Regions from separate parts of the Homo sapiens genome. Here all the other regions are linked to region 3. A link is a loop called in an ENCODE intact Hi-C map of the cell type or tissue named here. Cell type or tissue: chondrocyte. All regions are shown on one strand. Links, peaks and the distances in the headings refer to the core of each region. The heading gives the core; the rest is flanking DNA. Region 1 has its middle 300 kb from the start of LINC01956. Region 2 has its middle 190 kb from the start of THORLNC. Region 3 has its middle 8.1 kb from the start of EN1.

Region 1 (10,236 bases), core at 3,198-8,197, 320 kb after region 3:
GGTCCCTCCCACAACATGTGGAAATTCAAGATAAGATTTGGATGGGGATGCAGCAAACCATATCATTCTGCCCCTGGCACCCTCCAAATCTCATGTCCTCACGTTTCAAAAGCAATCGTGCCTTCCCAACAGTCCCGCAAAGTCTTAACTCATTTCAGCATTAACCCAAAAGTCCACAGTCCAAAGTCTCATCTGAGACAAGGCAAGCCCCTTCCACTTATGAGCCTGTAAAATCAAAAGCAGGTTAGTTACTTCCTAGATACAATGGGGGTACAGGCATTGGATAAATACAGGCATTGGATAAAAACAGCCATTCCAAATGGGAGTAATTGGCCAAAACAAAGGGGCTACAGGCCCCATGCAAGTCTAAAATCCAGCAGGGCAGTCAAATCTTAAAGTTCCAAAGTGATCTCCTTTGACTCCATGTCTCACATCCAGGTCATGCTGATGCAAGAGGTGGGTTCCCATGGTCTTGGACAGCTCCACCCCTGTGGCTTTGCTTTGCAGGGTACAGCCTCCCTCCTGGGTGTTTTCACAGACTGGTATTGAGTGTCTGCAGCTTTTCCAGGCACACGGTGCAAGCTGTCAAAGGATCTACCATTCTGGGGTCTGGAAGATGATGGCCCTCTTCTCACAGCTTCACTAGTTGGTGCTCCAGGAGGGACTCTGTGTGGAGGCTCCAACCCCACATTTCCCTTCTGCACTGACCTAGCAGAGGTTCTCCATGAGAGTCCCATCGCTGCAGCAAACTTCTGCCTGGACTTCCAGGCATTTCCATCCGTCTTCTGAAATCTAGGCAGAGGTTCCCAAACCCCAATTCTTGACTTCAGTGCACTGGAAGGCTCAACACCAGAGAGAAGCTGCCAAGGCTTGAGGTTTGCACCCTCTGAAGCCACAGCCTCAGCTCTACGTTGGCCTCTTTCAACTATGGCTGGAGCAGCTGGGACAAAGAGCACCAAGTCCCTAGGCTGCACACAGCAGAAAGACCCTGGGCCTGACTGATGAAACAACTTTTTCCTCCTAGGCCTCCAGGCCTGTGATGGGAGGGGCTGCTGTGAAGAGCTTTGACATGCCCTGGAGACATTTTCTCCATTGTCTTGGGTATTAACAATCAGCTCCTCATTACGTATGCAAATTCCTGCAGCTGGCTTGAATTTCCCCTCAGAAAATGGGATTTTCTTTTCTATCACATTGTCAGGCTGCAACATTTCCAAATTTTTATGCTCTCTTCCCTTATAAAACTGAATGCCTTTAACAGCATCCAAGTCACCACTTGAATGCTTTGCTGCTTAGAAATTTCTTCCACCAGATACCCTAAATCATCTCTCTCAAGTTCAAAGTTCCACAAATCTCTAGGGCAGGGGCAAAATGCCACCACTCTCTTTGCTAAAACATAGCAAGAATCACCTTTACTCCAGTTCCCAAAAAGTTCCTCATCTCCATCTGAGACCACCTCAGCCTGGATTTCAGTGTTCATATCACTATAAACATTTTTGTCAAAGCCATTCAACATGTTTTTAGGAAGTTCCAAACTCTCCCACATTTTCCTGTCTTCTTCTAAGCCCTCCAAACTATTCCAACCTCTGCCTGTAACCCAGTTCCAAAGTTGCTTCCACATTTTCAGATATCTTTTCAGCAGTGCCCCACTATACTGGTACCAATGTACTGTATTAGCCCATTTTCACACTGCTAATAAAGAGACTGGGCAATTTACAAAAGAAAGAAGTTTAATTGGACTTACAGTTCCATGTGGCTGGGGAAGCCTCCTAATTAAGGCAGAAGGCAAGAAGGAGCAAGTTACATCTTACATGGATGGCAGCAGGCAAAGAGACAGAGAACTTGTGCGAGGGAACTCCTCTTTTTAAAACCATCAGATCTCATGAGACTCATTCACTATCATAAGAACAACATGGGAAAGGCTTGCCCCCATGATTCAATTACCTCCCACCAGGTCCCTCCTACAACACATGGTAATTCAAGATGAGATTTGGGTGGGGACACACCCAAACCATAACAACAAAACACCTATTTGAAGGTATTGGGAGCTATCAAGGCAGCAAGGATTGAAGGAACCAAAGGGCAGGGGTGCAAGGGATGCTTCTGTCCTTAGTCAGAGGGTCTAAGTACAGAGTCACCGTGCCCCAGATATCTCTGGCCTTTCTGCTGGAACTTTCTGCCACAGTTGAGAGTGAGAAGTACAAAGGGTCATGCACTTCAAAGGTGCCAGCTTTAAGCAGGGTGATCTGGGTGTGCTGAGAAAGGCCACAAAAGCCAAGGATGTCCTTGATAAACTCTACCATCTCCCATATGGTGGGCATGAAGTTCACTGAGGAATCCTCTCCCATCTCCTTCACACTTTACCCACTGCATCCATGTAGGTTCATGTCCATGGGATTCTTAGGGAATGGAATGAAAATTCACTGCCCCTCTCCCATCTAAATCATTTGTCTCCTCCAGCATGGTGGTTTGGAGGCTGAGAAATGGCAAAAAGCATTGGTTGAGATACTGACAGCTGAAGAGAGCTTCCAATCTTATAAGGCAGAGAGGCATAGCCAGAAATTAGAGTCTAGGTCATAAAGCAAGAGGGGTCATGGCAAACACCCCAGGCTTCAGTTGGAACCCCTTAGTGTTCTACTCTAGATGTGGTGGTGAGATAAGTTAGTCCTTATAAAAATGGAAGCACAGCTTTCAAATTTGTTCAATCCTGGTTGTAATAGGGTAAAGAGCCCCTACCATAACTGCCTGCCAGACATAGAAGTATACCCTCTTTGGAGGAAGATATCATCATTTTGGACTCAAATTAGTTCTATCATTTTCACATACAATATCCAATATTCAATAAAAATTTGTCAGGCCTTCCAGAAGACAAGGGGCTACATGGCCAAAACCAAGAGAAAATAGACAATAGAAAGAGATTTGTAAATGGAACAGATATTTGAGTTAGGCAAAAATGTTAAAGTAAATGTGATTAGTGTGCAACAAAAATTCAATGACAAGATGGGAAATTTTTGCAGATAACTGAAAGATGTAAAGAAGTATTAAAGGGAAATTCTAAAACTGAAAAATAAAGTAACTAAAATTAAGAACACCATACAAAGTATTAATAGCAGACTAGACATATTGTAAGAGAAGTTGTGAACCAGAACACAGGTCAAGATAAAATATTCAGACTGATACTAATGAGGAGAAAACTGCAGAAAATATAGAAAACGGCATAAGAGAAACATGAGAGCAGTTTGAAAATGTCTAACATATATATTTAATTAGTGTCCCAGAAATAACAAAAATAGGGAATGGCACAGAAACGATATCTGAAGGAATAATAACCAAACTGGAAGCAGCATACTGAGGATAGCTGGAAAAGACAAGAGCCTCCCACCGTCTTGATGAGCTAACAGTGCCATCATAACACTCCTGTTCTGCATATCTCCAGATTTCTTTTTCATGATAGAGAAATAATCCCTACCTTGATTTAGTTACCATTTTTCAGGCCCTTCTTACTTATAAACCAAATCTTACCTAAAACACTTTTCTTTGTTTATAGAGATTTATCAGTATTAAAGCTAGTGCAACTGTGGTATCCCTTCCTGTGTTACATATTGCTTAAATGTGAAGGGTTTTCATAAGGAAAATGTGCTGTTGCTGAATATAAGACAAGAGCTGTTTATAGATAGGAGCTAAAGGAAAGCATATTTCTCTCCAGTGTAAGTTCTATATTCTTTAGTCCAGCACATGTTTTTGACCAGCTACTTTGTATCAGGCACTGTCCTAGACACTGATAATATAAAGTCAAATAAGAGAACTTAAAGTCTGACGCAGTCACTGCAAGAAAGGCCCAAGGCATGGCTCCAGGGAAAAGAAATGTGACCATGAACATCAGCAACTGCTGAATTTTTGAGATGGATTTTTGTCCCATTCATGGACAAAGACCATGAAGGTTTTCCTCTTGAATATTTCTATTTTTTTCTCCTTACAGATAGTGCTGGTCCTAGATGGAGGCTTCCAGTCTGCAGTGCAGGAATGCTGCAAAGAGGCCACCTCCAGACATGTTGAGCAAGGCCTAGAAGTCAGGATACTGATCTCTCTTCAGACCTCCAGCACTGGCTAGCTGTGTGACCTTGGGCAAGTCATTTAACCTCTCTGGACCTCAATAATTTCATTCTGAGGGGCAAAAAGGTCTAGATGCATTTCCAGGGTCTCTTCCTGCTCTGAAACATAAGCCTTTTGAAAAATGTATGCTGAGCATAAATCACTAACCCAATCTTCCCCTGAAATACCATCTTATTATGTACTACGCAAGATTAAAAGAGACTAAATTAAAGGTCACAAGTTAAATGTCTAGGGGAACCTGATGGGTCAAGTCAGGTTCAAGTGGGTAAAATGGTCTGGGAAATGGCAAGGACTGGGTGAACCGGATAATACAGATGTCTCCTAGGGTGTGTAGCGTGCACTCAGATCCCTGATGGATGCCATTGGGAAGGCAGGTCCAGTGTTGCAGATCTTTTGATTTGTCCAAAGAAGATGGAACTCCAGATATTTAGGTGAAATGTCCAAATGCATAGAACATGCAGGAAAAGAAATACAGATATCTATAGGCTGGATTTGACCTAAGGGTGACCATTTTGCTACCCCCACTTGTACAGTAGATTGAGTGGTGGCTCCCCCCAAAATATGTCCTTGTCTTAACTCTTGGAACTTGGGAATGTTACCTTATTTGAAAGATGAATCTTTGCAGATATAAAGTTAAGGATCTTGAGATGACATCACCCTGGATTACCCAGGTGGGTGCTAAATCTGATGACCAGTGTCTTTGTAAGAGATAATAGAGAAAAGGCCATTGAAGACAGAGGCAGAAATTGGAGTGATGTGGCCAAGGAAGACAAAAAATGCCAGCAGCCAGGAGAAGCTGGAAAAGCCAAGGAAAGATTCTCCCTTAGAGCCTTTTGCAGGAGCACAGCCCTGCCAACACCTTGATTTTGGACTTTTGGCCTTCAGAACTGTCAGTGAACAAGTTTCCGTTGTTGTAAGTTACCCAGGTTGTGGCAATTTGATACACCAGGCCTAGGCAACTAATACTCTCTGTCTAAATGCATAGTCAAGGTAAGCAAAAGTGTGACAGGAGCACAAGGGAGAGCCTCCAACCCCCTGGACAGAAATTGGAGGCGGAAGAGTCAGGGAAGGCTTAATGAGAATGAGTGGAGAAGGAAGGGTAAGTTCATTCTAACCAGAGATAATAATGTGAGCTGTTTAACAATGAGAGTTGTCTTATGAGTTAGTAAGCTTCCTGTCAAAGAAAATCTTTAAGTGTGCTAAGCTGCTTGTTGAGCGTTTTTTTTTTTTTTTTTTGACAATTCATTCGCACGATAAGCGTTACTAGACAATATTTGAGATGCCTTCTGAATTTTAAGATTCTAATGGCCTTTGTCTTTTCCCGTCTTATTATATCTCCCCCTGCTGGCTGGGCTGACTGCCATGAGGCAGGCTTGTAAGTTGCCAATGAGTCAAGGACACCAGGCTGAGTTTCAAGGGGCCCGATCCCTGCTGCTTCCAGTCCGTCTAACCCATGGTGCAGACTGCTGCACCTGCCAGAAAATAAATGACCATAGACCTTCAGCCAGGGAGCTTGACTGCATGTCTTGATCAGTAAAACAAAGTCACCTCCACATACACCTGGTCTTTCTTAAAAAGGAATGGGATGTGTTAAAACCATAAATAAAATTGGACTAAGGTAGCTCCCATTTATTTAGAATTCAAATAACCTGAAATCTCAGGAAACAGAAATGATTGTGTTTCAATCTGAAAAAGATGAATTGTAAATTAAGAGGCGGACGTTGACATAATACATTCTAGGAGCTGTTTTGGGCTAAAGTACTTGTTCAAATTGATAGAACTAATTAGAGGAGGTGACAAGGGACAGGGCAAAAACCCTTGTGGAGCTGTGCTTTTTACCCCTTCTTTCACTGTTCATTTCTCAGTGTGGAGCACGGGTACTCTGGGACAACGCAGAGGTGTGCTAGGGGAAATGTAAGGCCATAGAATAAACATGCTACCGGCTGGGCACAGTGGCTCACGCCTGTAATCCCAGCACTTTGGGAGGCTGAGGCGGGCAGATCACAAGGTCAGGAGTTCGAGAACAGCCTGGCCAATATGGTGAAACCCCGTCTCTACTAAAAATACAAAAATGAGCTGGGTGTGGTGGCAGGCACCTGTAGTCCCAGCTACTCAAGAGGGTGAGGCAGGAGTATTGCGTGAACCCAGGAGGCGGAGGTTGCAGCAAGCCGAGATCACGCCATTGCACTCCAGCCTGGACGACAGAGTGAGACCCCATCTCAAAACGAACAAGCAAACATGCTACCTCTTCCTAGATAAATGGTTCCCAAACTTTTGGTCTTGGACCTCTTTATACTCTTAAAAATTATTAAGAATCCCAAAGAGCTTTCGCTATGTGAGTTATAGCTATCAAAATGTACCCTATTAGAAATTAAAACTGAAAATTTTGAAACACAGGAATACATGAGCACGCATTTCATTAACCATCAGAGCAATGACATCAACATATGCCATACAGCCTCTGGAAAACCCCAGCGCACATTCATGAAAGAATGAGAATGAGTTGATTAATATTATCATGAAAATGGTTTTGATCTGAATGGATCTTAGGAACTCCCAGAATTTCCTGCACCATACATTGAGAACCACTATCCGAGACTCAATTTTCCTCAAATATTTAGAGAAAAGCACATTTAAAAATATATTTCAAAAGTGAAGGAAAAAATAGATTATGTAGTAAATGATGTAATAACAGCTGTTTTTCCATTAGGGAAACTAGATTCTGACTTCACTCTATTTTTAAAAATCCACAGGGATTATAGATACAAAATACAAACATAAAATATAAAACTATGAAAATATTGTATGACTACAACGCTCACTGTTTTCTATAGTTTTGGGATCCGGGAAGGCCTTTATAAGCAAGACACAATCCTCAGAAATTATAAAAGGAAAAGAAGTGATGATTTGCCAGATAAAAGGGAAAGCTTCTGAGTAGCAGATATCACTAAATATTTGCAACATATTTAATACGCAAAGGTCAATTTCTCTAATATGTAATGATCTCCTATAATAAAAACCAAATAATTCAGTAGAAGTGGCAAACAATATAACCAATAAATTTATAAAATATGTATAGACAATGAGTATATGAAAATGAACATATCCTAAATAATATTTAAATGCAATTAAAAGAATGATGATACATTTTGTACCTACCAAATTGTCAAAAAATGTAATTTTAATTGACAACACAGAATACTGGTGAGTGTGTGGGGAAATGTGCACTCTCATATTTTACTGGTGAGAGTATAAATTAGGACACTGTTTGCATAACAATTGAGTACATCTATTACAGTTAAAATATGCTTAAGAGCCAGCATATTTCATATAAGAATCTCCTAAACAGAAATTACTATAAAAATAATAAGGTTAAGTATATACGGATGTTTACTACAGCATTGTTTAAAATAACAAAAGAACACTGACACAAAATTGGACACATTATAAATGTCCATTAATAGAAGAATAGAGAAATTCACTGTGGTGTATTCATTCAATGGAAAGCAAGATAGCCATGAACAAAAATAAAGTAGATCCCCATATATTGATAAAGAAAAAAGCAATTTGCAGAGTGATATGCATAGCATCATCTTATTTTTTAAAGAAAGATAAACATGTATATCAATGCACGCATAGGGAACCATTGAGAAAGATATACAGCAACTGTTATAGGTCATTATCTTCAAGGAATGGAATGAGGACTGAAGAGGAATTTTATTTCTTAATGCAAATAACTTAAAAAGGTGTCGGGTTATAAGATATTATTCTTTATTGCATGCTTTCTTAGTATAAGGCAAAATAGGAGTTAATTTTTAATAATAAAATTTAGCATCCCAAAAATAATTGCTTTGAGCACCACCCCAGGACTTATTCTCTCCTGCCATCAGTAAAACCTGGTAGAGAAGACTGAGATATCATGAGCCTGGCACCAGGCTTCTTCACTAATGACCAAATAGCAGGTCGGGTCCTGAATTCAACTAAGTTGCTAAGGATGCATGTGCCTCTGGGCTAATGATCAGTGTGGTGCAATTAGAGTAGGACGTTTTTCTGGTTTAGCCCTCTGATGGCATCAACCTGAGTGCTTGCTGAAGCCATCATGGCTCCGAGACAGTTCTACATTCTCTGAATGCATTCACACCATCTGCCTGTTCATTTCTTCATCCATTCACTCATCATTGGTTCAGCCCCCATGAGGAACCACGCATGGTGCTAAGTGCAGATGATGCAGAGGTGGAAACGGTGAAGCCCCTTCCCTCAAAAGGGTCTTGGGGGCAGAGAGTAGAGTCAGTGCATGTGTGCACTGACATTTCAGAGCAGAACAGAAGCAGATCCAGCATCCAGGAGGGGCCCTGAATGAGGTGGACAGTGTCAGCCAGGGCAAACTGACTTCCCCTAGTTGTGCTGTGACAGCTTCCAGGGCCTCTGGTACTTGGTAACAGAGCAGGGCAGGCTGGTGAAGAAGCCCCTGTATGGCAGCACATGGGAGAGGTGAGTGTGATGCCACGTGCTCCCACTTCACATTTCCCGATGCCTCTCATATTTATCTCCTTCAGTCCTTTCCAGAAACCACTTCTTTTCCTCATTCTCTTCCTCCCTCTTTCTCTCTGCACCTTTGTTTTTAGGATTTGAGAGCGGAGAAAGCCTGGGAATTTCGATAATGCATCTCCCTCCATACACAGAAGTGGAGATGGAGGCAGAATGTGACCATGACCAGTTCAAGCCCTCCCAGCTCATCCTGGGCATGGGTTGGGGGCAGGAGCCTGAACTGTGGCTGGAATAAGAGGGATGGGCCATGTTCTGTGCCTCCTCTAGAAGCAGAATGGATCAGGGCCAGGCCCAGCAGGCAGCAAAGTGGGGGTCGGTTGTTTTAGAAGGCGGTTCTAAGGATTTGAGACTGAAACTAAGTAACTGGAAATGAAGGTTTCATTTCCTTTTCTTTAAAGAAAAGTGAATATCCTCTGCAATTTTGTGTTGTCAGAGAGCTCCCTAAACCCAAGGGTGATCATAGCATTGCCACCATCTGTGTCCTTTCATCTCAAGGTCAATGGCTGCCACTGCTCCCAGGGGACAACCAGAGGTGCTCCTCCACCTGGCGCCCATGGAGCACAAACAGGGGCTGGACCAGCACTGCTGGAAACATGCTTGTGTCCTTCGGCAAGGCAGGAAGCACCAATTAGCTCTGTAGTCCAGGTAAGTCACGCCCTCCACTGGAATTAGATGATATCAAACACTCCCTTTTCCCTCTCACCGGGGCTACCCACTGCAGGATGGAATGTGTAGGTGAAGGAAAGAGGTAAAGATAGAAATCTCAGGCCACAGAGCTCCCACACCCTCCTCCTGCCCTACTGAACCGGGGCTCCAAATCTCCAAGTGAAGTCTGATACCAGTGGCAGACATGACTGAGCCCACCCTACCTATGTCCCATGGGCTCTGAGCTGAGGGCTTTGCACAAAATTTTACAAGGGCACATCCACTCACAGCCTATCTTTTGTGGTCCTCCCTCAAATGCCTTTGTGCCCTGGGCAAATGGGGCCAGCCATCACCTCTGCAGCTGTCAGTCATGGAGAGTGGGCTCAGGGTGCCATGGGTCCCTGCGTCTCAGTGCACCTTTCTTCCAGCCTTTGAGTGCTGCCAGTCCCTGAACCTCCACGCAGTGTGTCCTAAGAAAGAAGGATACATTATGGGGGACTCACAAGATAATTTTGGTCAACACCACATGTGATTTTAGGTGTTACACGAACAAGCTAAAAGCCATTGAATCCTATAGAGAAGCAAGAGTGGCTCCCTTTTGAATGTTCTTTCTGTCCTTCTGATAAGCTCAAGGAGAAAGTCTCTGTTTGTGCTGGTCTTGAACACCTGTCTAATGCAGGCTCAAGTTTCTTCTTAACAAAGAGATAGTGAGCTCTAGGTTCAGAGCCTTCAACAGGAAGCAATTCAATATCAACGTTTGGTTTTTATTGTATGTACTTGTACAGCTTCCATCTCTTTATGGTAAATCTGATTGGTTTTTAACTGTTGTAATAATACAAATTAAAACTTTGATTTTAAATAAATCAATGTGGTGGAAAAGGAAGTTGATTTAAGTAAAGATTATTCCAGGTGGGACTTGGGAAATCACAACAC
Region 2 (10,236 bases), core at 3,434-8,433, 480 kb after region 3:
CTTCGATTTTGAATCCAGAACTCATTGACATCAAAGCCCTGAGTCTGACTGCCTCTCTAGGCTGCTTTGCAAATCTCAGTCCTTTTCAGGCATAATGCAACATTATAAAATTACCTCAAGAGCCGTGGGTCTGGACCTAGCCAAAATAAGTTCTCTTCAAACAAGCGACTGCAGAAATATGTTGATCTTTGGAACTCACAGTTGGCAGCTGGTGTGAATTCTTCTCAGGGAAGAAGAAACTAGCAAGTTTAAGGCAACAGGGCTTTGGGCAGGTTGGAGTGGGGCAGTAGTCTGCATAAGCAGATTTCAACTTTAGGTAATGATTCTGGTAACAATGTTAAGGGTATATTAGACAGGAAAGAAACTAGAATCAGAGAAACCAATAAAGAGGAAGCTGCTGCAATAGTCCAGAAATAATACCTGTTGTGATTAAGACAGAGGAAGAGGGGTTCAGGAGAAGAAGGAAGATTCTGGAACTTGGTGAAGGTAGGAGCAGCAAGCCGAAGACAGAATTTCTCCCAAGAAACTCTAACCTAATTGTAGAGGTAAGTGGGGAAATAGTTCATTGCAGCAAAGGGTAACTTGGACTGTAGCGAGGTCGACAAAAGTGCAGCAAAGCACAAAGGAGGGTCCCCTTAGTTGTTCTAGGACCAGGGGAGAGCAAGTCACGAAAGGTGTTCTATCCGAGGTGATGACTGAGCAAAGGATTGAAAGAGAATGCAAGGAACTGGCCGTGTAAGAGGACGTGAGAGACCATGGCTCCGGCAGCATGTGTCCTGCCCGGAGCTCTGAGAGGCTGCAATGAGGGATTGAGGCAAAGGGGAGGTGAGGATGGGAGGCCAGGTAGGGCCTGGGTCGCAGGGTGCTCATCTGGGAGCTTGCTCGATAAAAGGCCACAGGAAGAAACCGAATCTTCTGTAATATGTTAAAGAGGTGGAAATGTAAGGCCCAGAAAGGTTGAACAGCTCGTCCAGGATCTCTGCTCTCGACCTTGGCTTCAGTATGTGGTCCACAGGTCTGCAGTGCAAGCCTGGGCTGGTTAGAAATGCAGAATCTCAGGTTGGCCTCAGACCCACGGATCAGGAACTGGTTTGAACAGGGTCTCCCGGTGGTGATGTGTAGGTGCACTAAGTTTGAGAATCGCTGCTCTACAGTATGCACAGTTTCCAGGATGCTAGCCCCTGTCTGCAGCCAAATATCTGCGCGGTAGATGGTGCTTCTTGCAAGTCAAAGAGGCGCAAAGGTGCTGGTAGGGAATGCTGGGTCTCGTTAGGCGTGGCTGTGGGGACGCCCTCCACTGCAGGCTCCACCCGCATCAGCCAAACCATAATCAGCGCCCAGGCAGGTGGAGCAGGAGCCCCCAGATTGTCCTACTTGTGGTACAATGCGCGTATGATTAATCACTGTTTCCAGAGGCGCCTCATCAATCAACACTTCCGAGGGCCCAGGACAAAGGGGTCGTGGTAGATGAGCGCTGGGTGCTGAGAAGGACCAATCTCCGGTCTCTGATAAGATGGGCTCGTGGAGTTGGGATGGAGGAGGTCGGGACTAAGGAGCATTAGGCATTCACCCCGGCTGCTCTGATTGGTAATTAAGTGACTCGTCTACTGGCCGACAGTCCTGCATGTTCCCCCAGGCATCTGTTAGTTCTTCGAAAACCACTACTGACAAAATGAGGTTTGCCCTTGGTACACAGATAATGAGACTGAGCTTGACAGGTATGGCGCGATTAGAAAATTTCTACATGAAGCTCATTCTGCTAGCCACTCCACAGTAAACAGACTCATTAGAACTTGCGGGTCCCTGGAGGCAAAGCATGTTTGACATTATTAATTGGCTTTTCTGTATAAGGAGTCAAATAGATGAAAAGGTTTATCAAGCTGAAATAATTAATTTTGCCTGAATTCGCTGACAGTTCATTTCTCCTGTAAAAGACCATTTTAAGGTCTTTTTTTTCCCGAATTTCAAAGTTCAAAAGACATAATAGTGGCAAAAGTGAAGCTTTTTAGTAAATGATAATTAAAGGGAATTTAATTAACTTAGACCTGGGGAAGGGGAAAAAAAGGAATTGCTATCTGTGTCTATACAGAGGTCTAGATGGTTGAACATATCATGACTTAATAATGCATTAATTTTAATCTAATCAAAGTATAATAAAATAGGTAATTATATGTTTAAAAATTACCAGGCTCCAATAGTGGGGTTTTTAAACACTTAATACTTACCCAGCTTCTCGTTAGCAAAGTTATAATTGTTGTTCTCAGATCCTGCTTATTTAAAGATGGGGGCTTACAGGCAAGAGGTTAATTGAATAGATCATTGTAAGAACCCATGTTGAAACTATGATGAACTACAAAGTTTGCATTCCCTGGCTGCAAAAGATTTTTCTTTTCTTTTTCTTTATGTCTTTCTGTCTCTAAAAATAGCAAATTATTTCCAGCATTCCTTTATCATGCTCCTGAATGCTCCCACGCCCACTCTTTGTCACACAAAGCCAAAATCCAGTTCACATGAGATTCTGCAAAGTTCTTCCTCATTTTCCAAAATTTGCCACTTTCATCTCCAGCAAGGAGTTTTGTAGTTCCACTGTGAGCCTTCCCAATCTAAAACAATTGGCAATAGATAAACAGGGTTTCTCTCCTCACTGAGATCAGGCTTGGTGAAAAGAACCATGAAAAGTCATAAAACAATGGGATTTCGATTTGCATATAGGCCAATGATTCTGGTCATTTCATTAATAAAAGACTGAGACTTCTTAGAAATGTTCTAAAAGACATAGCTGTTTGGTAGCAAAGAATTATCTTGCCACATAGGAAACATAATAATTTTGTAGTTCAAAGATGATGCAATATTTCCCAAGTTTCTTTGACACTGATAATATACAATCTGGTGGGGCAGGAAAAGGAAGGGGTAGAGGAATCACGGAGAGTGGTTCTTCTATACCTGGTAGTATGTCTTGAACCAGCTCCTCAAGGCCTTTACCCACATCACAGGCTTCGCTCAGGCAGTGTGAACACCACCCTGCAATGACTGGCCTCCTGAAAACCTAATAATGATGATGGCTCTTTTCAGTTTTTCATAGATATTTTTGTAATCCAGAAATGTCTCTTGACTACACTCAAGTAAACAGCAGGGGCAGTTTATTGTTATTCCCCATCCTCAGTTGGAGGCAGGGCTTGGTTCCTTGAGACTTGTTTTTTTCATTCCTTGAAGTAGGATCTTAAAAAAGTGAAATGATTCAAATAAAAATCCACACAGAGGCTGAGCGTGGTGGCTTATGCCTGTAATCCCAGCATTTTGGAAGGCTGAGGCAGGAGAATCACTTGAGCTCAAGAGTTCAAGACTAGCCAGGGCAATATAGCGAGACTCCTTGTCTACAAAAAATTTTAAAAATTAGCCTAGCATGGGGATGCATGCTTGTGGTCCCAACTACTTGGAAGGCTGAGGCAGGAGGATCATTTGAGCCCTGCAGATCAAGGTGGCAGTGAGCTACGATGGTACCACTGCACTCCAGCCTAGGAGGCAGAGTGAGACCCCATCTCAAAAAAAATTAAAATTAAAAAAAAATCAACACATAAAAATTCACACCCTCATTGCATTATTTTGAAAAAAAAGAAAAAAAAGTTACTTCTGCCTTTTGCCAAAACATCCTCAGGTCCACACTTCTGAGTAAAGAAGGAGAGGCAGGGTGTATACAGTGACCACTCAGTGCACAGCATCTCAATTCCCAGCACAACTAAATGAAGTTATCCCATGTTAAAGATGAAAAAACTGAGGTTCAGAGGTGGGGAGAAAGTCATGTAAGGCCACTCACTTCAGCAGCAAAGCTGGACTGCCTAAATTTAAAGCCCATGTAATTTCCATTAGAAAAGAATAACCCCAAAAAGTAACACATATCGAATTCCCAAACCATAAATACTTGTAACATTTACCAGAGAGTTAACATTTGGGGTAAGAAATGTCATAACCCAAAAAGCAAATATCTACTTCCTTGCACCAAGGAATACTTGAAAAGATATATATTTTTTCAATCCTGGGAAACTTGAGACCTTCCGGTCCAGCACTCACAAACTTATTGTTCATCATATTTCCCACTCCTGCTTCCTCATATTAGCTCCTTAATTAACTATATTTAATGTCCAGGGGCCATTATGATTAAATAAAGGGTAAGATGTGACTGGGGCTAGAAGGGGGAGGAGGTTACTTGTGCCAAGGTTCAGGGCTGGAGCTGTCATCCCTCACCAGCATGTTTTCTTCTGAAGTCAATATGTTGTTCCATTTCAAACATGCTTAAAGAAAACACAAATTGATTTCTTTGCAATTCTGAACTACTTATCAAATGGTAATGATCACTGTGTGGTAAATCTCAGACTGAAAATATGCCACGCAATGCTTAGTCATTCCGTTGATGGAACTAATAATTCTCCCCTATTCTCTCATTCTACTCTCTCTCTCTCTGTCTCTTTTTATGTCTTTCTATAATTCTGCCTGATAAGACTTAGCAACCCAGAAAGGCTTAGTGTTAGTGTGGTCAGTTCTGAAGACTCCAAAGAAAGCGCACATCTACCCGGCACCTCCCTTTCATTCATTAACCCACCAGGGGCCAAGACTAATTAGATCAGCCTGCTCATTTTGAGCTGATAATTGATTTAAATAGATTGCTCATTTAAAAGAGAAGAAAACCCTGCTAAACATTTGGTGCTTGATTTTTTTTTCTTCTTTCCCCGCAACTTTCAATTGCTTGTGCAATGTAGCATAAAATGTAGAGGTCTCCCTTTTCTTTTCTCTCTCTTTTTTAAAGGGGCCATAAAATTAATTACAATAAGTAGGCAATGGGCAGGGGCAGGGGGTTAACTGATGGCTCTAATGAGCAGCCCAGCTTTGGGAAAGCTGAGCCACTCATGCTGTTTGTTGGCTGCAAGGGGGCTGTGACTTCCAAGAGGAGCACAGCCTGAAACCCTGAAACAGTCCATCGTACTGATTCTGTTTTCATAGCAACCAAAGTAGCTTTGCTAAGCTTCAAACAAAAGGAGCTTTCCTTTGCAAAGGTGGGGACATTTTGGAATTGTCTCCTTCCCATTAAACAAGACAAGAGGCCATTCCTTGGTACTCCCCCCACCCCATAGTCCCTGTTTTTTATACAATTTGGGAGTGAGAAAGTTAGGGAAAGACTTGGTCCCATTCCGTATTCTGAAGACCTTTCTCTTCTCAAAGGGTCTTTCATGGTCCGTCCTGCACCATATTGATTTATTTCAAGTGTGGATCAAAAAAGTTTAGACTAGGCTCCTCTTTGGAAACTACATCGTCCTGCTAGTTTATACTGTTCGCCTGACTGTATCCCTTTGACACAATGAAAAGAGCTTTTGTCTGCAGCCTGGAGGGCAAGAAGTGGAAGCAACACTTGTAATTTGCTCTGGAAAATGTTCTTGCAGTGTTTCCTGTTGCTGAGAGAAGAGATTGCAGAACGTGGTAAAGGAAGCTGAGGAATGTTGCAAAATCTTTAAAGGTAAATACAATTATTGGAAATAGAAAGTTACCCACCAAAACTGCATATGCTATGTTTTAGAAGTTCATAGCTTCCAACCCTACAAAATAGCATGATTCCCATGGAAAGAACATGGGCTTTGGAGTTAGACAAACCTGGACACCCTGATTCAGTCACTTACTACTTCTGTGTAAGTCATTTGCTCTCTCTATAACTCCATTTCTTTGCCTGTATGATGGAGACACTAACGTCTATTTTGGAGGCCTAAGGGAAACATAGGGGTTAGAGAAAATATCATAGCCTAGCACTGGCTCTAATAAGTGCTCAAGAAATAGCACCTATAACGCAAAATTTGGTTCCCTAATAGCCAGGAGAGGTCATTCATCCTTGTTTTGTCATCTGTTTGAGGCTGGGCAGTTAGGGAGAAGGTAACAGTGTATTGCATTCAGGGCCAGCTTCAACCTAACATGTGCAGTAGCACAGAGCCCCACATTCAGACAGAAAGGCCCCGCTGTTACTGTCTTGAAATACTTAATTTTTGAACAGCGGGTGCTGAGAGGGGCTCTACATTTCCACATTTTGATTTTGCACTGGCCCTGCATATTCCGTAGCCCCTCCTGATTATATATGCGATTCTGCAAATGCCTGGGCCATTCCTGGCATCTTGAAGAGCCACTTATGTGGGGTCATGTCTGAGTTAGTGGCACAATGCTTTCACACTTATAAATCACATTCTTTCTGCCTCTTCAACAAATTAGAACCAGAGGTAGCCTCTCAGTTCCTGTGGGCCCAGGGCCTGACTGCCATGAAAAGCTATTCAAGAGCACATGCTAGTGGCCAAAGGTCAGAATCGCACCTCTGCAGTTCCATCCGCTGGCCCCCTGAGAAAATCCATGCCTTTTGAGTAGGTGATGGAGCCCCTACCCAAGAGAGGACAAACAAGCACGAAGCATCCCACTGTTAATTCAGCGTTCATGTGGCAGATTGTTCGCACCATTAATGACATATGAATTTAGTCTCAGGTAATTTTTTTTCAAAGCAACCAGTTGTGAAATATATTGAGAAAACACTGCCAATTTCCAATCCTAATGACAGACACACTGTAGGTAAACAAGATGAATATTTATGGGATACCTGATTGCCTAAATGAGTTCCCTAAAGTATGAATAATTGAATGTGCATATGCTAATTAATTGGGAAAAGCCAGTAGGTAACTCCTTTTTATTTACATTAGCCTCATTTTATTTCATTTCTTATAACTATTACTGTTCCCAGTTATTTCCTATGCTTCAGTAAAATTGAGTGTCATTGAGAGAATTTTTAACAGACATCATGATTCTTCATTTCAATGGATGCATAAGCCAAGGTATAATATGTAGTGATGGCTTCTCAGGCAGAGTTACTTGGTTTTGCCTAACAATAAAAGTGATTGTTCATTCATGCCTACTGATCACCAATCTTTTTACATATATTTGCTCTAATAATCCTCACACCAACTTTTTGAGGTTTGATATTGTAGAAATTATGTCCATTTTACAGAAGACAAAACTGAGACTCACAACAGTTACGTGAGCTACTCATGCTCATGTGGCTATAAGGATTAGGGCCCAGATTCAAATTTAGCCCACCTAAAAGTCATCTTTCCAGAAAGGGAATGCAATCTTTTACCTGGACTAAAATGTTTTAAAACACTTTCCTTTGCTAATCATGTCCCAAACATTGGCCACTAGAATTTCAACAAGGTGTCTAATAATTCTCACACAGACAGCCAAGTCAAAATCTAGTCAGAACAACCATTTATACTTTTTTTAGTCTATCTTTTAAATAAGTTTTATATGTCAGATCAGTTTTAAGTTTACAGAAAAATTACACAGAAAGTAGAGTTTTCATATTCTCCCTCTTCCTCCACAATTTCCCTATTATTAACATCTTGCATTAGTGTGATACATTGTTTTCTAATTGATGAGCCAATATTGATACATTATTATTAATTAAAATTCATAGTTTACATTAGAGTTCACTCTTTGCATTATGTACTTCCCTGGGTTTTGACAAATGTATATGTATCCGTCATTATATCATACAGAAGGGTTTCACTGCTTAGAAAATGCGCTGTGCTAAACCTTTTTATCATTCCATCCACCTGCCTTTACTATCCAAAACCCTGACAACCACTGATCTTTTTTACTGCCTTTTCCAGAATGTCATATAGTTAGAATCATACAGTATACAGCCTTTTTATACATTTAAGTTTCCTCCATTTTTTTTCTGTGGTTCATGTCTTTTTATTGCTGAATAATATTCCATTATAGGGATGTACCACAGTTTGTTTATCCATTCACCGATTGAAGGGCACCTTGGCTGCTTCCAAGCTTTGCCAGTTATGAATAAAGCTACTATAAATAATCATGTTCTGATTTTTTGTGTGAATGTAAGTTTTCACTTTGTTTGTCTAAATACTAAGAAATATGATTGCTAGACTAAATGGTAAGAGTATGTTTAGCTTTGTGAGAAACTGCCAGATCTATCTTCCAAAGTGGCTGTATCTATTTTGCATTCCCATCAGCAATGAATGAGAGCTCCTTGCTCTACCTTGTCACCAGCATTTGGTGGTGCTGGTATTTTAGATTTTCACCATTCTAATAGCTCTACAGTGGTATCTCATTGTTGTTTTAATTGACTATTTTTCATGTACAACTGAGAGTGAGCAGTGGTTGTCAGGCCTCTGAGCCCAAGCTAAGCCATCGCATCCCTGGTGACTTGCACGTATACACCTAGGTGGCCTGAAGTAACCGAAGAATCACAAAAGAAGTGAAAACGCCCTGCCCCGCCTTAACTGATGACATTCCACCACAGAAGAAGTGAAAATGGCCAGTCGTTGCCTTAACTGATGACACTGTCTTGTGAAAGTCCTTTTCCTGGCTCATCCTGGCTCAAAAGCTCCCCTACTGAACACCTTGTGACCCCCACTCCTGCCCGCCAGAGAACAATCCCCCTTTGACTGTAATTTTCCTTTACCTACCCAAATCTTATAAAACGGCCCCACCCCTATCTCCCTTCACTTACTCTCTTTTTGGACTCAGCCCACCTGCACCCAGGTGATTAAAAAGCTTTATTGTTCACACAAAGCCTGTTTAGTAGTCTCTTCACACGGACATGCAAGAAAGTGGTCTCCACAGTGAGACAGGTAAATCTCACAGTGTGGACAAGGTAATCCATTGAAATACACAAAGAAAAACTAGCAACCACTACTTTTATTTATTCATTACATTACAATTTTAATTTTATTCTTTATGTATATTCTTTTGTTTTGGATGTTTTCTGGGTTTTACCACATATTTTAATGTTAAAAGTTAAATTATTTTTTACTTGCAAGTAGTGTGAATAATTTTCCCCACATGGGAACACTGATTATAAAAAATGACATCCCACATGGGCTAAGTGTCTTTTTTAATTGAAAAGCTAACAAACTGTCCAGTTACATTTATCCCAAAAAACCCACAAACTGGGTAGTAACTGAGTCTCTAGGCAGTATATTTAAAGCTAAGAGGATTAAAAATGAAATTAAAGAAAAAGAAAACAAGTCCCCAGATGTGATGAAGGGAGCCCTGCTACATGCGGACTAATCAATACAGTGGTACTCCTTGACTGCAGGAGGCTGGAAGACATCCTAGTAACTCCACTCAGAACATTTACTTCAAGAATCCTTTTTCCAGTTTCCAACTCATGAATAGAGATCATATTTTGTTAATTCTATTCCAGAACACTTTTTTGCAAGTTGTTTTATTTACAATGACAACTTTTAAAGGACCTTTAACTTTATTAACTGGACAATAAGCTGGACAGACATTGTTTTACAAAAACAATATACTTAATGTGGGAATTCTTATTCTTAGTGTATATTCTTAATGTACATATTATTATAGAAAATGGGTATATTTTATAAATAAAAATATTTTGTTGAGATTCATGCACCCTGCCATTTTTTTGATTAACACAAGTGTTCCATCGAAAGAAGACCCACTACCATAGAGAACCCTGTGTCTGTCAAGACACCAAAAACAGAGACCTATTTCCTCCAAAAAGTAAAGCTTGATTTCCATTCAATACTGAGTTTAAAGTTTTAAAATGTCTGAATTATGTTTAAGCTGACATTTAACTCCACTATTTTGAACTGAACGAATCTACTAGTGTGACGAAGTGGCTATTCCTGGGAGTAGCAGTTACCTGAATTCTTCTACACACATATGGTGTGTTTAGAACACTGTCACAGGAGTCTTAGCTTTTCAAAGCACTTTCACTTGCGCCATTTAACTTCACACAATGACACAATGACTAGTGCTGTTTTAGATTCAATTTCAAAACCAGTTTCCGACGATGGCAGTCAGGGCCAGTGTCTATCTGACACCCCTATAAAGTTGTCGATTTATATCTTCGATTTACAGATAAGAAAACTGAAGCTTAGAAACTTCCAATAATTTACCCAATGGTCTTTCAGTTAATAATTGGCAGAGCCATGATTCACACAGGTTCAGATGCCAGAGCCTGAGTCTTGCCTCTTAGAGTATCCTGCGTAAGTACCCTTGTGCTTTACGAGGAGGCCTACATGGCTTAGAGAAAAAAACTGGCCAGGTTAGCAAAAGGAAAACCAAACTGTGGGGAGCAGCATGAATGCAGACCTGAGCTTTAAAACGCAAAAATATTTATTTTTTCCAAAGCACTAGATCTACATGACAGACACGGGCAAAAAT
Region 3 (10,236 bases), core at 2,765-7,764:
ATTATGACTCCCACTTTATAGGTGAAGGGCTGCAGTAACTTGCTTAAGGACTTCCAGCCAGGATTAAACCTGCTCTGCCTGCCGGGTGATGGGGACACGACCCAGCTCCTACCTTCCACATGGCCAGGCAGAGACGGGGCTCAGCGGCAGAACGGCAGAATGGGTGGGTGTTTCCAGGCTCCTCCTAGACAGGCAGTGCATATGGACTCAGTGCTGGGCTGTCTTGGAATGTGCTTCCTGGGACATAATTACCAACATCAGGATTATTATTAGCATTAGGCATTTACATGACACTTAATATTTTCAAAGCATTGTACTACCATTTAATTAGTTTTTCCTTGCAACATTCCTGTCGAGTCCACACTTGATAGCTGGGGAGACTGACGGGGAAGAGATAAATGCTAAAGGTTGCTGTCGAAGAGGGCATGGCAGCACAATCTCTTAGCTTCCATTCTTTCTGGTGACCCAGCTAATATTAATTATCTCCCCTACTCCTGCAAATCCTGCACCTTCAATCCCCAGTTCTCCACTATCAAGGTGACTATGACTTCTAGGAGTTGAGGTGCAGGGATCTCTTCTTTGATGTATTTTGGCTCAAGGTCCAAACACCTTCCCCCCTCCAAAAAAAAAAAAAAAAAAACAAGACAAAAAAAATATCAAGTTCCAGTTCACATTTATTCAGAACTAAGGGCACCCTCAGTCTCTTTCCAAACCTTTCCATTAAAGCTACCTATAAAATCTCAGGGTTGTAATTCCGAAACCTAAGGCATTTTCTGATAGGAAGGTTTTATCTAGCATTTGGCAAATCCTAATTGGGTCTGTTAAAATAAAGGAGTATCCCTTCAGAGCAGAGAAGGGAAACAAACTACAGTAAAATAGAGGAGAGGGGCAGGTCAGCAGACTCTGCTCCTTGCTGGCAACAGGGGCTTGAGAGCTGGGCTGTGAAGAGGTGGCTTATCCCCTATCCTGAGAGCCCTGGCAGAGCATGAGAAGCTGCCAGTCCTACCTAAGATGTTCTCGCTGCAAGGCCTACTTATTCTGCTCTTTAGGTTAAAGAAGAAACCCCAGGGAAGAAGAAGGGGAGGGGTCGCGAGGCAGCTAGGGTCCCGGAAGACTACGGGAGTAAGGAAAAGGAAGGAAACTGAAGTCTCAGGTGCTGCGCTGCAGGACCCACAGCCCGGGACAACCCGCTTCTCTCTGCACACCTGCACCCCCCTTACAGCCAGGTTCTGGCACCTCCTCTCTCTTCTCCAGGGAATTCCCTTCACCGGGGTGCGTTGGACCAACGGAAACCCCTCCAGTGCAGCACCAGCTGCAGGTTCGGGAATCAGAGGAGTTCCCTGCCGCCCTGCAGGTGAACTGGGGTCAAGGTGGAACCATGGGACTGGGGACTAGTGGAACTATGCCTCCTGGCGATGCTGGCCCTCAGTCACCTCCTTCTCTCTAGCAGGCTTCCCGGCCTTTCCTCCCTACCCCACCCCCACCCTCTTCCTTGCGAGCCAGGGGCCCAGTTCCAGGGCTTAGGGCAGGGTGCTCCATGCGAGGTGGTGACAGGAAGGCCAACAGGCTGCCGGAGTCCGGGAGTGGAGCGACCCGGAGAGGCGACTGCCTCAGCGCGGTTAGAAAACGCTGGGTCATCCTGGTTTTGTCACGGGCCTCGACTGCTCCCGGATCACCACCACTTGCACCCTGACAGTTGAGGTGCGGCTCCGGGGAAGGCTGGGCCTTGTCCTCAAGGTGGGACCCGAGCTCCCTCACGTACCAGTCGGAGTCATTGCCTGGTGACCATAGGCAAGTCTGAAAAAGTCTTGCCCTTGGTGGGTCACCCCGCCGCCGCGGAGACCGGCCATGAGCTTGGAGGCCCGGGACCCTGAGATGTCCACCCCAGGAGCTCAGGGCTGGGGGCCTGCCCAGGTCAGCATTTCTGGCCCCCTACCTCCGCCTCCGGGGGCAGCCAACCAGCATGCCGGAGTCGGATGCTCGACCCTTTCCGGGGTCACTGAGCTGGGAAGCCAGAAGAAAGCAAGCCGACAACAATACCAACAAGGGGAGATGCGGCCTCCGGCGCGGCTCTCTGGCCAGCTCCTCTGGGTGATGCAAACGAAGATCCCTGTTGGGAGCAGGGGTCGGAGCCAGAGGCCCCACCTAAAGAGGCGCTCGCTCTGCGCGGACCCTCGGAGAGGGCGCAGGCAGAGTATTCCCCTGACCCACCCTGGCGGGGAACGCGGCCCCACTGGAGCGCCTGGGAGCGCTGAGACCTCGCGTGTGTTGCAGGGGGAAGGGCAGGGAAGGTTATAACTCCTGTCCCCACCTGGAGCCCGCAGGGCGACTTGGAGCGTCTCCTGAGGGAACTGGCCCCCATCTGGCTTCCTACGAGCTGGGGAAATATTCGGTGCTTCGTTTCCCGCTTGGTATGGGCATGCGCTTGGGGCGGGTTTAGCCTCTCCGACCTCAGTTTCCTCCTTTGTAAAAGGGAGAGTATGCTGGTTCATACCTTGATAGGCTCCCGGCATGCCCATTAGGAATGCCCAAGCCAGCCCACCAGGTGAAGCCTTCAGAGCCAGGCAGCCCAGGGCTAGCACCTGATAGATCCTGAGCTGGCTACCATCGTTCCGTCGTCTTTTGAAGGTGGAGACCCCTAAAGAGAACCGCTTCCGCTCTCTGCCTCCTCCCCCGACCCTGCACTCTCTATCTCTCTCTCTGTATCTCTCACATCTCTGTCTCTCATTCTATCCCCTTGGTAAATTGGAAACATCTTAGTGAAAGGTGAAAACAAAGTTTAACGTAAATCCGCCTGTTGTTCAATTGAGTGCAACCACAGAAGCTGGTCTGCGCCGCGCGAGTCGGAGCCAGCGTTCTGCGCCCCAGAAGCTTCCCGTGTCGCGGCCAGTTCTCCGCCGCGCACTCGCCTCTGGCGTCTTTATCTTGCGTGCTCAAATCTGGGTTCCGTGGCGGGTCTGGGAGAGTCGAGTCCAGCGGCGGGATGGACGGAGAGTCTTGGCTGCCGCTCAGTCCGGCCGGGCATCTGTGTCCACGCGGCCACCCGGCTCAGCCCACAGCTCCCGCCCTGGGCTCTCCGCGGGCCCCGACGCACCGGCAGTGCTGGAGCAAGGCCTGGAGCTCCGCCGTCCTGGCTTAGTCAGATGGCAGCTGACCCCAGGGCCAGGACCCCGGCGGCCCTCACAAAGTCCAGAATTCCACGGGGTGGGTCTGAGGAGTTGGAAGCTGTCGGTGTCACAAGTGGGGAGTAGACAACCGGTGCCACCATGCCCCAGCCGGCCGCAAGTGGGACCTCGCTGCCCTAGCGGGAGCGGGCGCAAACTCTCGACCACACGGAGGGCCCGGGTGTCAGGGCGAGGCCCCAGCGGAACCCTCAGGTCTCGCTTGGTGTTCAGGAGGCTGCTCACGCGACAATGATGGGACCTCCAGTCCCTCGATTTTCCCGTCTCTTAATAGGAATTAAGAGACGGGACGCTCGCCCAGAATCCCGTGTGTGCGCGGCTTCTCAAGACCCTGAAATTCACCGCCTCCAGGCAGCACGCGGCCCCAGAACGATTCCGGGACTCCAAGAAGGACAGAGCAGAAACGTCCCATCTATCCCGAAAGCAGAGGGTCTCCAGTTCGATGTGGCAGGCTCGCTGCGGCCCCAAGGGCAGTTTCGCTTCTCAGGGAATGCTATGCGAGACCTCCACCCAGGTGCCTAGAAGGCAGCCGCTCTGGCCTTGCGCCGCCAGCCTGAAGCTAAGGACCAGGACAGCCGGCTATGTCTGGCGAGGACCGTTCCGGGGCTTCCCGAGGGGTGCGCCAAGCTTGGGGGCTGCCGTCCCCACGCTTGGAGCCCAGAGCTTGCTGGACTGTAGCCTCCCTTGAGCCGCACGAACTCGGAACTCCAAGCAGAGGTTATAAGCGATCTCCGGATCAAAGTACTGTCCCCTTTCCCTGGCTTTCGAGTTTTATTCATTTCATGGAAAGGTCAAGCGTGGCTTGAGGTCTGAGCTACCCTGCACTGGTCTCGACGCCTGCCGTCGATGCTCGTCGGACACTGCCTGGCAGGGAGATTTGGGTTAGGAGCCACGTCTCCACCCCCACCCCAGGGCTCAGGTGCGTCGTTGGCTCAGTCTTCGCTCTCCCTCTAGCCTCGGCCCTTCTTACGGGTCCTCTCTCTAACACTGACCGCTGCCCGGGTGCTGTCTTCTCATCTAAGCCTCCCGCATGTCTCTAAGCCCCTCCTTGTGTCCTCGCTGGACCCACGACATGGGTGCTCTCCAGCAGTGTCCACACTGCAAAGTGAATGAAGTTTTACTGGTTTCATTTTTTAAAAAGGTTTAAGTTAATGGGCACTTATCGGGATAATTTGGACCATCCTAACCCCATCCAAATGAAAACCTAGACAATTGAGAAAACAATAATGGCAGCAGTTATACATTAAATATATATGAGATTAGGATATAAATGGCACATAAAAGTCCAGGATTTATTCAAGGCTAGAAATAGAAGGCAAGGCACAGGTGTCTACAGACGCTGCTCAGATTCAGTATCAGTTTCAAGGTCAGAGTTGGGAGAGGACCAATCTCATCCAACGCCCTCAGTTTACGAATAAGAACACTGAGGCCCAGAGAGCAGCGGGGTTCCGCCCAGGGTCACACAGCGCGGGGGAGGTAGAGGGAGTAGGAACGTAGCCCCGACTACCAACGCGGCGCCCGTCCCTGTGTGGCTCGGGTATTTTCTGCTTTCGGAATCGCAGGGCAAACCCGCACCCCCCACCCCCCGGAGGGGCTTTTCCTCCAGCTTTAGCTGTCTTGAGGTGGGGAGATCCCGAGAAGGATCCCTTTGTGGGAATTCCGTTGTCTCTCCCGCCTCAGGGGTCAATTGCCAGGAAAGAGGCCGGACGTCCCCACCGCAAGCGCAGGGCTTCAGGCACACATCTCCCCGCAGCCCCGAATACCCCGAGGGCGCCACACAGACGCAGTTCTCACTGGCGCCGACAGGTGGCGCGTTCCCCACAGGGAAGCCGGCCTTCAGCCGCCCGCGAGCTCATCAGACTCGGCTCCCTGCGCCACCGCCGGCTTCGGGTCGCTCTATGGAAAGAAAGGGGACTGGAAGCGGTGCGGCGGGGGAGCTCGGGCTTGGTGCCGAATGGTCTAAAATAAAACCCGAGAAACCCAGATTCCAGCCCTTCGGCTTAGAGCGGCCTCACGGTTCCACTGTTTAAGGGGCCGCTGCGCGCCGGGTGCAGAGGACAAGGCTCCGCCGGCTCCGCGGAGAGCACACGGGACCCACTGGGGTCACCCCTAGGGGGCGCGATGTCCCCCCCGCAAACCCTCCCACGCACCGGCTCTTCCATGCGCGTCCCTGCAGCCTCCTCGGCTGCCAGCCCCAGCCCCCATCCTTCCGCCTATTTTTTTTTTCTTTTATAAATGGGGGTGGGATGGAGAATAAGGGAAAAAGTGAGCTTTTTCAATTGCGGCGATAATTGTCCGCGAGATGGGTTTCTTAATCTGCTCATCCATTATTGACTGCTCCTCTAATATTTGGCTTTGCCGCTTTGATCGCCAGAAGATCACATACTTGACTCCTTTGCATAACAATTTTGGGGCGGGAGTCATCGGCGCGGGAGGGGAGGGACGTGCCTGGAATGGCTTTGTGGCCGGTATTCCACCCCTACCCCATCCCTACCCCCAGTCCCCCCGCAGGAAGTGAGCCCAGCCTTCCCTTTACCGAGCCCCCTACCCCTAACTACCATTCACGCTTGGACAGTTGTAGCGGGGGCGAAGAGGATGCTGCTAACCCCCTGGTGGGTGGAGGAGAGGTGGGAATCTTAGGAGCCCTAAGTGGGATCCGACAAGGGGAGGGGTTGTGCTTCCCTCTCGCCCTCAGCCCCACTACATTCCCAGCCCCAAGAGATCACCTTCCCTCCTTCCTCCCACCTCCGACACCCACCGGGAAGGGGGTGAACCCTTCCTGGGGGTGAATGGAGTGGAGTTGGAAGCCTGGGGTAGGAGACCGTCATCCCCCGCGCTCTCATCTGGGACTCAGGCTGCAGAACAAAACTGGGACGCCCGCGGCTTCCCAGCGGGATTTGGCGAGCTCTGAGACCAGTGGCGGCCTCTGTGGGATCCCTACCTAGTCCCTTACTCTCTTCGGGTCTCAGTTGCCTCATTTGTGGAGCGGGCTTTTGGTCTCTGCGCTCCCTAAGGTCCCTTTGATCTTGACCTTGGCACGTGTGGCCCACCCTCCCCTCAATCAGGGCTCAGAGCTGCTGAGGTGGGTCTTGGTGGGAAACAAAAAACCAGTTGCTATTTTAATCCGGGTTTAAACAACTGTCTCCTCTTCCCTGGCATAGTTCAATGGCGGGGGTGGAGGGGGTGGTTTGGAGGGAGAGATAGGGTAAAAGGTGAGGTTTGGGGTCAGAGCCTAGGGTCGTTCCAACTTCACATATTTCACTTCCAAAACCTCGGTCACTCCCCAGCTCTCACACAAATTCACTCACTGACACGCACACATGGAGACTATTCACGTGGACACGCACACACACTTTCACACCGACACAGCAAAGCGCAACCACACGAGAATTAGAGAGACAAAACGAACGCAATTTTTGCGTGCACACTCGGGCACACACTTGGACTCACTCACGCACCCACCCAGAGCCTCTGAGTCACGAACAAACACGCACGCGCGGGGCTACACACTCGTTCCCCTCCCAGCTTTCTGCTGGAGCAGGGGAACAGGGAAGATGGCCCGAGAAGGCCTTGGCATTGCAGTGACCCCCTCCCGCCCCCCGCATCCGATTCAATACGAGGAAGGAGGTGGGCGGGGTGGGGGAGACAGACGGGTTCTCGCCCCTCTCCCCCGCTCCCAGGCTCTTGAGACTTTCCGTTCCCTTACCGCCCCACCTTCTGTACTAAACTTTTTCCTTCCACATCTTCCCGCCTGGGCCCTGCAGCGCCGACCTCTGCTGGAACCCGGAGCTTTTCTTGCACCTCCCCGGGAAGAGGGTCCCAAAGATGCACGCCCCTTGGGCAACAGGGAGGCGCGGCCTGGATCGGGCTCCGGGGCCGGCAGAGGCAGAAAACCTAGGCGCCGAGAGCCAGGTGCGCGAACTTTTGTCTCCTTTTCCAGGGTCAGTGGGAAAAGAGCCCCGGGACAACCACCCGCACCCCTACAGGAGTCAAAGGGAAGAGAAGGAAGACAGTTAATTCTGGGACAAGCAAAAAGAACGGTTTTGGAGTCACGGGGGCGTTCCTGCACAAAGGACTTGGATGTTGTGTTTTTTCTTCTTTTCTGGCGTTTTCCGTTCCCAGCTTTGAAGTCGGGTTCAGACCTCCTGGAGACCACGGACTGAGCGGAGGGGTGGGGGTAGCAGAACCCAGAAGCCGCGCTGGCCCCTCCTCAATCGCTCCCACACTCTCACAAGCCCAAGGCCAGTCTGTGTGGACACCGAACGCGCCAAGCCGGATCCAGGCGAGAGCGGCCACTCGGACAGGTGGGGACCAGGGGTGGGAGAGGGTCCCCTAGGCCTGAGAACACCGACCTCGGGGAATTTTTTGGGGAGTGGGAGGGAGCCATACAGGGAGAAAAGCAAAATAAAAAAATAGAAGAAAATTCAGGCGTAGACATTGAATTAACTCCGGATTTTTTCTTTTTTTCGGCGAAAGAGAAAGGGGTTAAACCCAAATTCGGGTCTGGGTTCTGGGGTTTGGGTAGGATTCAGTGTAAGCATAAAAAGCGGGATGTCAGATTAAAGTGAAGAAAAATAAATAGGGAATTGTATGTAGTCCTCTTGCTTCCCGGAGCAGCGAAGTCTAAAATTCTCAGCTCCAGAGGCCTGTCTGGCTGTGTGATACAGTCCCAGCGAGGTTTGAAATTCCGAGGGGGGCCAGTGAAGGCTCCTCTTCCCGTAATCCGAGCCAAGGGGCCCTGCGTCGGGCTCCCGGACATCCCCGCGCAGCCCGAAGGCCGCCTGCAAACCCGCGAGCGGCGACAGTTCGGGTGTTTGCACCCTGGCGCCCTCTGCGCCCGGCGCGGGCCTGTGGACAGCCGGCGGGGCTCAGAGAGGAAACCAGGGCCCCAGGAGCGCTTTCTGAATCCTGGCCACCGGGTGCAATGTACAGAAATCATTGATATCTTTCCACCGTTTCCCGCGGGGAGTCAAGAGGAGAAAGGTCTCAGTTTGTCTGAGCTTGAGAGAGAGAGAGGAGAGAGAGAGGCACTATTTCTAGAACAAAACGGTCCATGCTGTGAACTGCCTTAGATAAGAGGGAGAAAACTCTGGGGGAAGACCGGATGATGGGGACATAAATCCAAATACTGAAATCCACGAAGGTGACAACCTCCAACAGTGGGCTTTTTCTCGGGCTTTCTAGATACCTAGACATTTTTAGTCTTATTTCATATATACAGAAAAAAAGAAATCCTCCCTGTCCCTCACCCCCTTCAAGGAATGCTCTGAGTCCTCTACAAACAAAGCTACTGCCCCAATTTCAGGAGTCAACGGAGCATTTTATTTTGTCAGCAGAGCGTTTTATTTTCAATGGTTTGCCCCCCATGCACCCCCCGGCCACCGGTTTTTTTCCTTTGCTGCCTCCCCTAGTCCCACTCCACTTTGGACAGAATTGCTTAGGATCCCTAACCAATACCCAAACGAATCCCCAGCACCCACCCACCCCCACATTATTATGGGCTCCAGATGAAGACCGAAACCGCGAGCACTAATTGAATTAGTCTATTGAAAAAGACTGTCAGGTACAATGACGTGACTCGAGGCCCCACATTTCCCAAGGTCCATAGGCTTTGGGGACCTGCGATGTATAGTCTGACCTTGTAGCTCATAATAACGCGGCACTTGTAGCAGAAATCTCCTCGCATTCACTCCCAACAAAACCGCTGGTCATCCAGTCCCCGTAGGAAGGCTGCACGCTATTGTGTTGCGACAACTCATTCATGTCCCGCACCACGAGGCCCCACCGCCATCTGATCTACACTCGAAATGCGATTACCACCCTGTGCATGCAACATGCTCCTACTCCCAGCCCATGGCGCACACCCCTCGCCAGGCTGCAAGAATTTCTTTCGTAATTCTCCTTCTGGTCCTCATCCTCGAAAGAGAGGTGGAAACAAGCAGGACCCTGGCATTTGTCTTTGCTTACACAAAATCCAAAATTCTATGGACACACAGGCTGGTCTTCTTTTCTGAACAGCATACACCAAAACCCTCAGCAAATACATTTCTTCATGCCTGACTAGTGGGGCTGACTTGGGTGTACACATTAACATTCACATACATACAGGGGCCTCCTGCCACACACAACTACACACACACACACACACACACACACACACACACACAATACTTTTATAGACTAATTTTCTCTCTGGGTGGCTCTCACATACCAAGCAAATAAACACAAATATACACTCTGTTCCCCACAGCCACGGGCCACTCTTCAAGACCGCTGAGCGTTTTTCCCAAAATTAGAAAAGGAGAGAAAGAAAGGTAAAATTTCTCAGCCTTCACTCTGATAAACACATGCCAGTCTTCCGACTATATGATCCCCAAACTCCCCTAGCTAGCAGCTCCTCAAACAAGTATGCATCATTCTCCTCTGTTTGGCCAGGTGCCTTTTGCTCACTGGGAGCCCCTGCCTATCCTCAGAAAATGCAGGAAGTCCAAGGACTGGAGAAGGGAAGGACGGTTGGGGTCTCTCTCTGTCCTATTTACCCAACTCCCGATCACTGAAGGCCTCGTTGGGACCTCCTTCCTTCAAGTGAAAAAATGTAGCACCCCTCCCCCAACTTTGGCATTTGAGACAAAATAGAATCTTTATCTTTCTTGTCGTTCTCCACTTTTATCTGGGCTATCCCCAAGAAAAGGGTACTTGGGGACAATCAACTTATTGCAGAGACGCAGCCCAGTCCATGGCCTTCTGTGCGCCTCTAGCTCAGGTGACTGCATAGCTCAGAACTACAAGGCCATAGAAATACGCACTGGGTACCCCCACACTTCCCTACCTTCGGCCCAAGAGCAGATGGCATTTGGAGAAAGGGGCTCTATTCCATTTGAGTCAGGCTTCCCCACCTGCTACCTGCAGGCCCACCTCTCTGCCACCCCGGCCTGGGCATCTATCAAGTTGAAAGTAATTCCTTAGCTCCCAAAGGCAGAAACGAGTACCCCCAAAAGGACCGCCACACAAATATACCCACTCGTGCATATACAATCCTTTACACACACCCTAA

Evidence for each region. A loop is a pair of places that touch in the nucleus more often than their neighbours do. Peaks named below come from ENCODE experiments on the same cell type or tissue, not always from the same donor. Only the 100,000 strongest peaks of a DNase experiment are listed, where the experiment ranks them.
Region 1: a loop joins it to region 3, with 4 times the contacts of the local background. A loop is called at or near these places in 24 of 110 quality-filtered maps.
Region 2: a loop joins it to region 3, with 7 times the contacts of the local background. A loop is called at or near these places in 39 of 110 quality-filtered maps.

The regions. Positions count from the first base shown.
Region 1 is chr2:118,534,730-118,544,965 of GRCh38, reverse strand. No RefSeq gene overlaps it. Among named protein-coding and RNA genes, the nearest start is that of LINC01956, 300 kb to the left of the region's middle. In chondrocyte, for the core only: CTCF peaks have their summits at 5,263 and 5,462 (motif pointing left); no DNase peak of the experiment used is centred there.
Region 2 is chr2:118,367,777-118,378,012 of GRCh38, reverse strand. No RefSeq gene overlaps it. Among named protein-coding and RNA genes, the nearest start is that of THORLNC, 190 kb to the right of the region's middle. RefSeq lists an enhancer at 7,981-8,751. In chondrocyte, for the core only: a CTCF peak has its summit at 6,313 (motif pointing left); no DNase peak of the experiment used is centred there.
Region 3 is chr2:118,850,586-118,860,821 of GRCh38, reverse strand. No RefSeq gene overlaps it. Among named protein-coding and RNA genes, the nearest start is that of EN1, 8.1 kb to the right of the region's middle. RefSeq lists enhancers at 1,112-1,871, 1,872-2,633, 2,634-3,395, 6,892-7,427, 10,035-10,236. In chondrocyte, for the core only: CTCF peaks have their summits at 4,770 and 4,987; no DNase peak of the experiment used is centred there.